Linked DNA regions of Mus musculus: region 2 is linked to region 1. Evidence: chromatin contacts called from ENCODE Hi-C or POLR2A ChIA-PET data. All regions are on one chromosome and are shown on one strand. Each heading gives the region's core, a stretch centred on a gene start or an enhancer-like site at or near the end of the contact. The rest is flanking DNA. Distances are from core to core; before and after follow the strand shown.

Region 1 (5,168 bases), core at 1,319-3,818:
CCTGCAATCAATAAGGACTCTGGCCACCCTATAGCACTCTTTGTTCACTTTGATGGGTGGGTCATAGTTTTATACATTATGGTTTTAATTTTACACTTCCCTGACTTGCAGCAACAGAGGACAGGACAGGACAGGTTCACTGCTATCTGTCTTTCTTCACTAACTGTATGGAAAACTTAGATAAAATACACCCTTATCTATGGGCAAACTACCAAAGAGAGCCAAAGCTTAGTAGGATGGGTATAGTATGGGTTTGTTGATAGTTGCTTTTTTTTTTCCGCTATTTTCTCTTGTAGCTAGCCAGGCAACTAGCTAGTAAATCTGTAGTAACAGCACAATTAATAATAATTGAATTAATTTAAAAACAATTTTTCCAACCGTATGAACTGGGGAAATGCACATCTGTGCGCTACCAGATTGTAAAGAAACACTTAAAATATTTCACAGCTCTCCTCCCACCCAGAGTGAAAGTATAGGAGAAACTATACTTTCATATAATGACAAGGAGAGGAAGTCTCTGTACTCTTACATGTGTGGAGGGGGATGGTGGGGGGTGGGGGTGGGAAACATCCCATACCTTTCTCTTTCCCTCATCACTTCACCCTGTGTTAGGGCCCTAGTCAAATGCTTTAGCTATGACAAGCTGCTAAAAATCCAAGGGAAACCTCGTATTTCTCACAAAAGGGCCAAGAAAAGGGAACACTGAAAGACAGACTACGTGAGAGGAATCTAAGAAAGAGATGGACAGAGAGGTATGTCCTCCAAATCTAGTCTGAACCCATACAAGTTCTGTGCTCAAGTATCAACCAAGCAAAGCAGGATGGATATGATTCATGTAATGAACTACAATTAAAAGTACTGCTAAGATACCAAAACAATTCACGTGTTTGTGTGAAGGACAGATAGCAAGATCAAGATAGCAGGGGATGGAGAGTTGGCTCAGTGGTTAAGAGCACTGACTGCTTTTCCAGAGGTCCAGAGTTTGACTCCCAGCACCCACATGCTGATTTCACAACCATCTGTAACTCTAGTTCCAGGGGATCCACACCTTCTCCTGGCCTCTGAGGGCACCCAGCATACATATGGTGCACAGACATACATGTAGACAAAACACCCACACACATAAAAGCACAGCTAATACTCAGCGGTGCCAACTGATATAGAACCATTACTCACACGCAAGACTGAGCCTGTGATGCCAACCCCAGGATTGCTTGCTAAAAGAAAATAAAAATTCCACATTACCCAAGATAAAAATCCAGGAAAAAATCAGTGATTATACAATATGAAATAACTGGGAAGGTGTGGACAATTATCAGAATAAAATACATCCAAGAGCTTTCAAGTGAGATGATCAAGATGAATATAAGTATCAAAAGTGTTAGACATTAAAACCAAAGCAGTTTAATGATTTTTTTTTCTCCTGGATAAGAGCTATATGCGAGAAATATAAATGCCAGAACCCGTGTGCACAAATGTTCACGAGAGTTGATCAACAATGCCAAAACATAGATTTGGGTGTTAACTGTAAGAATATTTGCAAGAATATTTGCATGGGGGAGGGGGGAGCTAGAGAGATGGCTCAGTGGTTAAGAGCAGTGATTGCTCTTCCAGAGGTCCTGAGTTCAGTTCTCAGCAACCACATGGTGGCTTACAACCATCTGTAATGGGATCGGATGCTCTCTTCTGGTGTGTCTGAAGACAGCTACAGTGTACTCCTATAAATAAAATAAATAATCTTTTAAAAAGAATACTTGAATGCACGTTGTGACAAAGTGCAGGGTTTGGGGCTTAACTGTCACAAGAAAGAATTGTGAATATGCATGACTGAAATAAAAGTGAGCTACATGCAACTAACTGCAAACTCAGAAACTACGCGGAACTAAAAGCAACCCTCTGTCACAGTAAATTGTACCATTTCTCACTTTAAAAAATAAGCATACAGTATATGAACTAAATCTTTTATAAAGAACGAGAATAAACCCAAAGGGCCAGTGTTAAATCTGGGGAAAGGTAGTGAGTTGGGGTCAGAATTGTATCAATACTATTTCCTATTTCTAAAACCTTGGGGTGGCTCCTCTGTGTACAGGGCTTATCTCTCACACATATTAAATATTTTTAAAGCTAAGTTTTTAAGCAACAGCCCAAGAAGGAGAGATATCTCCCTTCATTAATATGACTTTTCCATCCAAATACTAAGCAGCCTAACTACACAAGCCAGGTGGAGCTAAAAGTGAGACCCTATGTTCTCACAGGAAAAAAAGTTTATCTTTTTGACGTGGCCTACAGAAGCCTGACAGAGGTTCCAAGTGGTATGTATGAAACAGTAATGTCCGGGGCAACCTGGTTTAATCCTCAGTCTCTGTCCAAAAATAAAAATAAAGTATCTTCTCCAAAGACTCGAGCCTCCCACCTTATTGCTCGCCCCAGTAAACCCTAGGCAACGCGCAAGCCCGTGGGCTATCGAGCCGCGCCGAGTCACTTCCGCCTCTGCGCCCTAGCCCCGCCCCGGAAACGGAAGCGCCTTTCTCTAGGGTCCTTCGGCCTGCGGAGAACTCGGCTGCGATGGCCGCCGGGCCGGGCTGTCCTCACAACGCCTGCTCAGGAGCTCGGTAAGGCCGAAGCGAAGCAGAGCCTCAGGACGGGCTGCTGGCTCCTGGGCGTCGTCTCCGCACCGCTGCTCCAGGCTCGCGGTCCGGCGGTGTGAGTTCTCCCCCACCCCAGGGAAGGGCGGGTCCGGCGGCGCGAGGACAGCCCGGCGCGAGGCCCCCGCGGCTCCGGTGGGGACGTCGCTGCGGGCGGCACTGCTGCTGGCGTCCAAGATGTCGACCAAGAATTTCCGAGTCAGTGACGGGGACTGGATCTGCCCTGACAAGAAGTGAGCGTGGCGGGATACCGTGGGACCTGGGGTGGCCGGGAGGTCCCTGTGAGGGCGGCGACGGGGTCGCGGCCTTTGTGGGGACGGCGGGGCGGTCGCTGCCGGCCTTGAGCGGTCGCGGGCGGCCCGCACGTGACCCCGCGCGGAGCTGAGCTCACGGTTCAGTGGCCCTGCTCCGAGCTCTGCCGGGGCCGCTCGCTGTCCCTCCCTCCCTCCGTCCCTCGCTCCCTCCCTGCGGCCGCCGTGCTTTCGGGCCTGCGATCCGTCCCCAGTGACTTGGCTTTTCTCATCCTCCTGCCGAGAGGCAGGAGGCCTGGGCACGTACGTGGCCGGGAAGCCGGTGTGCTCCGCTTATGGCCACAGAGATCGTTCTGAATAGGTGTCCCTATTTTTAAAGAAAAGTGATGTACCAGCTCGTGTTCTTGGAAAGCCAGAGTCAGAGCTGAAGGAAACCCGGGTTTACTCTTCTGTCTACTGCAGAGCGTCTAGCCTGAAGTACCTTTGCTAGAAAATACATTGCTCGACTACAGTTAACACCGAAATAACATGGGCAGTGTGTGGAGAGCAAGGAAATGATGTCACTCAGATCCACTTGGTTGGTATCAGACTGATATCAGGCTAAGCATACCAAGTCAGCAGACTAGAACCGAGATCCTCTTGGACTGTCACTGCAGGAACTGTGTGACACTTTGGAACCCTTCAGAGATTAAGACACCAGCCTCTCTGCCTTCTGTGTGACTCGTAGAAAACTGTGCTCTTGTGTTCTTACTGAAAGCACCCATGTATATTTTGGGAGGACCCTTCATTCAAAGTCCTGTACACCTAAACTCGGCAGAAACTAAATGTTATTTGTACTGAATATGTAAATCAAGGAGACAGTTTTCAGAATATATTTTCAGTTTTACTTGGAACGTGTGTATTTTTTTTTAACAGAAAAAGGGACCTTAAAGTTGTCTGGAGCCATTCAGTTTAGTGTTACACTTCCTTTCACTATTTTATCTCATTCATTGTTTTTTAATAGGGTGGTGGATTCTTTGTCGTTACTTATTTAAGCTTTAAATTGGAGTATCTAACTGCTTTAACAAATACTAAAGTAGTGCAAGTGTGTGAAAACTTAACTAGTTAATGTCATAAGGTTACACTTTTTTCTGTTGGTTGTGGTTTTGTTTTCTGTTCTTTAGTTTTAGATTTGATAAATACTATAATACTCAAATTTCTTTACAATTTAATTCTGTCTTTAGTTAATATATCAGTCTTTTCCTTATCATCGCACTTCCTACCTCTCAAAGAATGTTTCATCAATTCTCTGGAGTCCTTCTGTAACTGTTCATTCCTGATGGATCCATCCCTAGGATTTTGTGATTAATCTTTTCCTTTTAGACAGAGTTTCTCTATGGAACTCACAGAGATCTGTTTGCCTCTAGCTCACAAGTGCTGTAATTAAAGGCTTGTGCCACCACTGCCCAGCTTGAATTTTATGCTTCTAAAACTCATCACATTTATTACTTGTAACAAACAAGATGAAAGTTGATATTCCTTTTTTTTTTTTTAACTCTCTCTGGTATCTTGTCTAATTGTTATAGAAGAGTCTGACACTTTGGAACAAGAGACTTTTATGTAACTAATGATATACACCAGTCTGAAGATAGCAAGGTTTGGGTCCCAAAGTGGTTCCCACAGTAACTGTAAGCACAAGGTTGAGATTTTTACCCAGCTTTTCCTTCTCCCTGCTGGTGCTTATATTAACATAATGGGATAAGCTTGTTCTGCGTTCCAGGGTGTAGTGAGGACAGTTTAAAATGTAAACAGTTTAAGTATCTAGGAATTACTACTCTAAGTGCATCTCACTTTATTTGCAGGTGTGGAAATGTAAACTTTGCTAGGAGAACCAGCTGTAACAGATGTGGTCGAGGTGAGCGCTGACAGATAATTCTCTTAATACTGTATATGCAGATCATTTCTTTATTTCCCAGGATTTATATCGAGTTCTTGTCTGTTTGCAGAAAAGACAACTGAGGCCAAGATGATGAAAGCTGGGGGAACAGAAATAGGAAAGACACTGGCAGAGAAGAGCCGGGGCTTATTTAGTGCCAATGATTGGCAATGCAAAACGTATGTGCTTCAGATTGCTGTCTGTTACTGCAACAACATGATGAACTCTTGCTAATTATGTGACAAGATGCTATGCCATATTGATCCAAACATTCATTGGTCTTAGGCTAACTATAGTAAAAGGGAAATTTTAAGTGGTATCTTTCAGGGGTGTTACCAGTTGTTGCTGTGGTAGTGT
Region 2 (5,168 bases), core at 1,667-4,166, 390 kb after region 1:
AGAGCCAATCCTAGGATCTAAGCTCCTGTGGTCATACACATCTGCAATCCCAGCAGAAGCAAAGATTAATCTGTGAGTTCAAGGCCATCTCTCACTAGAGAGAGAGAGAGACTGTTTTAAAAACAAACAAACAAAACATCCTACAATTTTCTCCCCTTGGCTTATACTGTACACCACTACTTATACCCTTGTTTTAGACTCAAACTTCTAGTATTAGTAATAATAATTTTAAGAGTTTCCCCCTGTGTTAGATAAACACAGTTTACAGGGTTCTAGCACTCATCACCTAGATGCTAAACTCACCAAACCTTCCTGCAAAAGCTTGGCTTCTAGAACAGACTCACATAAATATTCATAAGCATGCAGACATTTAACTTCCAGGGAAGGAGAGCGTCTTTCATTGGCAAATTATCTTGTGCATTCCATGGCTTTTCAAATGGAACTAAAGATCTCTGATACTTCTCTTAGCTGCAGTGCTATTAGCTTTTGGAGATTCTGAGCACATACTGGATTTAACCACTCCTGCTTGCTCTCTGAACCGTTTTAACATTAAAATCATACCTGACTGCTCAATTTCTATACACTTTTTTCCACACAGGCAGCAAGCCTATCTAGGAGGGGCACACTTGGAGGAGGTGATGAGCGTATTTTGAATGCACATCATCAGGAGTATCCTAGCCTGATATAGAGACACTTTTGGGACTCCACCTCACATACAAAAAAGGGTTGTTTGTAAGAACTTTACCTGGCTTAGAACACAGAAAGGCAGTATTCAGAGCAGTCAAGACCTGGGAATGTGCAACAACTGCTTTGATAACAGCTGTCCTCTGAACCTGGGGCATTTTTAATATACCAAGACCCATTTAGTAAGCCACCAGAAAGGAAGATGCCATGAGATTCACAAGGCTGCATCTTACAGGCTTTACCAGTCACTTGGTCATTTGTGTTTGTTGAGTCTGGGTCAGTTTCCGTTTTTATAAAAGGATTTAACCCCTGCCCTATGACTTAGCTGCTGTGGTCAAATGGAAATAACAAGGCAGGAAGACTGCAAACACCAAAGTACTCCTAAGTGTGTACTACAAAATTTAGAAATGTTACAACAGTAACAGCTTGTGTAGTGTGTTCTATCATTATCCCAGTTTACACAAGGTCATCTCAAGTCTTGGATGGGTTAAATAGCTTCCTCCAGGTTACTCAGTCAGAGAAGCTGATGTAAGAATTAAAACCCATGTGCTCTTAATCACAAAGCCACACTACTTAGATCAATGGTTGCCAATCTTCCTGATGCTGTGACCCTTTAATACAGTTCCTCATGGTGTAGTGACCCCCAACTAATTATTTTTGTTGTTACTTCGAAACTGTAATTTTGCTACTATTAGGAATCGTGATGTAAATACCTGATACATGTAACCCCTGAAAAGGGTTGTTCCACTCCCAAAGGGGTCACAGCCCAGAGGTTGAGAACTGCTGGCTTAGATGATGAAATGGCTTGAACTATTACATAGCTCAGTTACAGTGCAGCACCATGGAGTCAGTTGCAGAAGGGAGGGGTTCAAGATAAATTAAATCTTATAACCCTATTATCTCAGCTATCTCAGTTTGAACACTTGAGACCTTAGTTCAGGCTAGGATCCTTCTTGTTAACCTTCAGTGAGACTCTACATGTAACACACATAGATTTTAAGTACGCACTTGGTACATAAATACACATTAGCTATTAACTGAACATACCGACTGAAACTAATCTTAATTCTAGGATTTTCATTGTTTAGTGTGTGAGAGAGAGGAGAAAGAGAAAGAGACTGAGGGGGGAGGGAGGAAGAGAAGGACAGGGAGAGAGGGACGGAGTGGGTGAAAGAGACTGGGGACAGAGAGAAGAGAGGGAGGGGGGAGAGAAGGAGAGAGAGGGAGAGTGCAAGCCTTTGGGTGCATCAAAGAACAACTAAGGTGGTGGTTCATGCCTTTAATCCCAGCACTTGGGAGGCAGAGGCAGGCGGATTTCTGAGTTCGAGGCCAGCCTGGTCTACAAAGTGAGTTCCAGGACAGCCAGGGCTACACTGAGAAACCCTGTCTCAAAAACAAACAAACAAACAACAAAAAAAAAACAACTACAGGAGTTGGTTCTCTCCTTCCATCCTATAGATTATGGGATTGAATTATAGTAGTCAGGTCTGGTGACAAGCACCTTTATATACCTGCTGTAATAAACACCATGCCCAAACCAACTTGGGGAGGAAAGAGTTTTTTATTTTACTTCCATTTAACAGTTCACCATGGAAAGCAGTTAGGACAGGAACCTGGAGGCAAGAACTAATGCAGAGGCCACGGAGAGGTGGCTTCTTACTGGCTCGTTCACCCAACTTCTTATAGAACGCAGGGCCACTAGCCTGGGGGGGGGGGGCACCCACCATGGACTTATCCTCCCCCATCAATCTCTAATTAAGAAAATGCCTGCTTGCAGCCTGATCTACTGGAGGCATTGTCTCAATCGAGGTCCCCTCCTCTCTCGCTTGAGTCAAGTTGATATAAAACTAGTCAGCACGACTGCTGAGCCATTTCACCAGCCCAAGAGCCTTCATTTTTCAAAGTAGGACTGGCTGCAGGTAGCTTCGATGCTACAGAATTCAACAACTTACAGTTCTGGTTTTTAACTGAAAATCGCAGAGAGCGCATGTCCCGAGCGCTCCCACAGTCAGCCCAGCCCTGCCCGGCTGCTTACCGAGGACTGGCCCGGGAAGTCCTGCTTAAATGTGGTGGCCAACGAAATGGGCAGCACCACGGCACGAGAATTCCATTGCTCAGGCTCTTGTCCCACGTGGATGGCCTGAGTGGCGAAATGCTGGAAACTAGGCAGGAAGCCGCTCAAAGAGGCGTCCTTCTGCATGCTGGGGCAGGAGTGCGAGGTGTTGCTTTGGCTAAAACCTTCTGGACTTTGGCGCTTATATCCAGGGTGGGGAGGGGCCGACGCAACCAATCATCGCTGGTCCCTAGGCAGCGGCCCTGCTTATTGGTCGGCAGTGGAGGTGTTGCCCCGATCGTTCCTGCCCCGCCTCCCAGTGGCACAGAGCAGTGCCCACGTGGGACACCTCAGCACTGAGGTGCAGCACTCAGCCCAGAGATCCCCTTTGTCTGCAGGATAGGGACGCAACCTCCAGCAGCCTCGCGTGGCCCCAGAGTTCCGGCAAGGGTCACGCAGGCAGGTGCTTCCCTCGGATCTGAGGACCGCCACAGCTGTGCCACCAGCGCCCGCGTCTCTACTCTGGCCAAGATCAGGCCTTAAGGCCCAAGCTTTGCTCCCAAAAAGACGTAGCTTTGACCTAATTTTACACCTTGTCCGAGAACTGGGGAATTTAAGGAGTTTCTGTACCTGGGAAGTCGAACCTAAAACTTTGTTTTTTTTTTTGTTTTTTTTTTTTAAGATTTATTTATATTTACTTATTATTATATGTAAGTACACTGTAGCTGTCTTCAGACACACCAGAAGAGGGAGTCAGATCTCGTTACGGATGGTTGTGAGCCACCATGTGGTTGCCGGGATTTGAACTCAGGACCTTCAGAAGAGCAGTCGGGTGCTCTTACCTGTTGAGCCATCTCACCAGCCCGAACCTAAAACTTTGAAACACTGTTGAACGAATTTGGAAGGTGTTAAGGAATAAACAACTGATTTTAAAAGCTACGGTTTGGAAAAGCTACGAAGAGCAAACACAATCAGTATGCTTTTCAAATTAGCTCCAGACACAATCACCTTCCAGAACCAAGTGTACACTGCCAGAGGCACAGGGGAAGCGGGTAGCCTCTGAAACACTAACGGGTTACCATGCTTGCTTGATTAGTATTTCTCCTTTTAAAGTATGTTCTCAGCCTGAGTATATTTTAACGATGTGTTTGTGTGTGTGTGTGTGTGTGTGTGTGTGTGTGTGTGTGTATTGCACCACATGCATACTTGATGTCTACAGAGGTCAGAAAGGCTGTTGGATTCCCCTGGAACTGCATTTGGAAACAGATGTGATCTGCGTGTGGGAGAGAAAGCCAAGCCCTGGTGCTCTGGAACCAATGCTCCTGCGGGCAATGCTCTTGCTCCCTGAGCCATCTCTAAAGACGTAAGTACATTTTGATGAGATCACAGAAAACACCGAGGAGTAGAAGGGCCTGAAACAGTTCTGAGTCCAGTTCTAAGTACAGTTGGTAAGCCCTGGGTTATACAAACATGGATGTTTTCTATTTGTTTGTATACTTGTCTGTTTATCGTATTTGAGAGTGCAGAGGAATGTGTGGCACACCCATAGAGGTCAGAGGACAGTCTTCCACCTCCCTGTTGACGCAGGGTCTTTGCACTGCTTACCCCAGGCTAGACCACCCAGGAGCTTCAGTGGATTCTCTGTCTTCTACAGTAGGAGAGCTGCTATTACAGATACACAGCAGCACAAAGGTAGATGCTGGAGATAGAACACAGGGTGTCAGGCTGTGCGGCAAGCATTTACCCACTGAGCCATCTTCCCACTGGACATTTTATTTAGTGTAACTGTCACAAAGAGGTCTTTGAAAAGTGGCCCTTATACAGACTTTCTAAATGAGAGGCTTCTGATAAAGTTAGAGGAAGCTGTGGGGTGGCAGCCCAAGATTTAAATTTCTCTATTCACAGGAATGTCCCTTCCACCCAGGAATTTCTCTCTCAGACATCATCTGACCTGTGTGCAAAGCTGAGCATGAGTGACTCCATACCTCTCAGCTAGAATAACGGAAAGCACTTAACTTCCCATCCTTCAGAGTCCAACTAGCTAGATCTATGACAGACGCACAGAGTGGCCAATGAGCAGAAGCACTGAAGAAAACAGACACAGTCTCCTGTTTCCAAGACAGCAAAGAGAACTGCAAAGGAGTATGTGAATCCAGGAGCACATGCTGAGCTGCATGCCTTTTATGTTTGATCTGACATCTGAAACAACTGTGGTGGCAGAAACCACAGATCTTCAGGAAAAAATAAATTCCTTAACATTTCATATATATAAAGTAAAATAAGGTTTTTTTCTTTTGAGACATGGTCTCATACTGTAGCCCTTGCAGACCTTAAACTCATGGCAATCTTTACTGCACCCAACTAGAAAAACTTTTAAAGTAAATGAGTGATGGCCACTTTAAATACAGTGAATGTCTTCTGAATGCTGATT

Evidence for each region. Hi-C counts contacts between places; a loop is a spot of excess contacts on that map. ChIA-PET counts read pairs that join two places held with the same protein, here RNA polymerase II (POLR2A).
Region 2: a loop to region 1 is called in a map of T-helper 17 cell, with 2.4 times the contacts of the local background. The contact joins the promoter of Cth here to the promoter of Zranb2 in region 1. A Hi-C loop is called at or near these places in 1 of 37 maps with a recorded cell type or tissue (T-helper 17 cell). POLR2A ChIA-PET finds 5 or more read pairs at or near these places in 1 of 5 experiments (embryonic stem cell).

Annotation. Positions count from the first base shown.
Region 1 is chr3:157,531,597-157,536,764 of GRCm38, forward strand. It overlaps Zranb2 (zinc finger, RAN-binding domain containing 2), which reads left to right and starts at 2,569. Exons shown (of 10, transcript NM_017381.3): 1 at 2,569-2,878; 2 at 4,738-4,790; 3 at 4,882-4,990. The coding sequence starts at 2,823. 4930592C13Rik (RIKEN cDNA 4930592C13 gene) reads right to left here and starts at 2,494. Exons shown (of 2, transcript NR_152231.1): 1 at 2,414-2,494.
Region 2 is chr3:157,922,147-157,927,314 of GRCm38, forward strand. It overlaps Cth (cystathionase (cystathionine gamma-lyase)), which reads right to left and starts at 2,917. Exons shown (of 12, transcript NM_145953.2): 1 at 2,720-2,917. The coding sequence starts at 2,884. 1810013D15Rik (a long non-coding RNA gene) reads left to right here and starts at 3,062. Exons shown (of 6, transcript XR_867796.2): 1 at 3,062-3,200; 2 at 3,957-4,100; 3 at 4,643-4,879.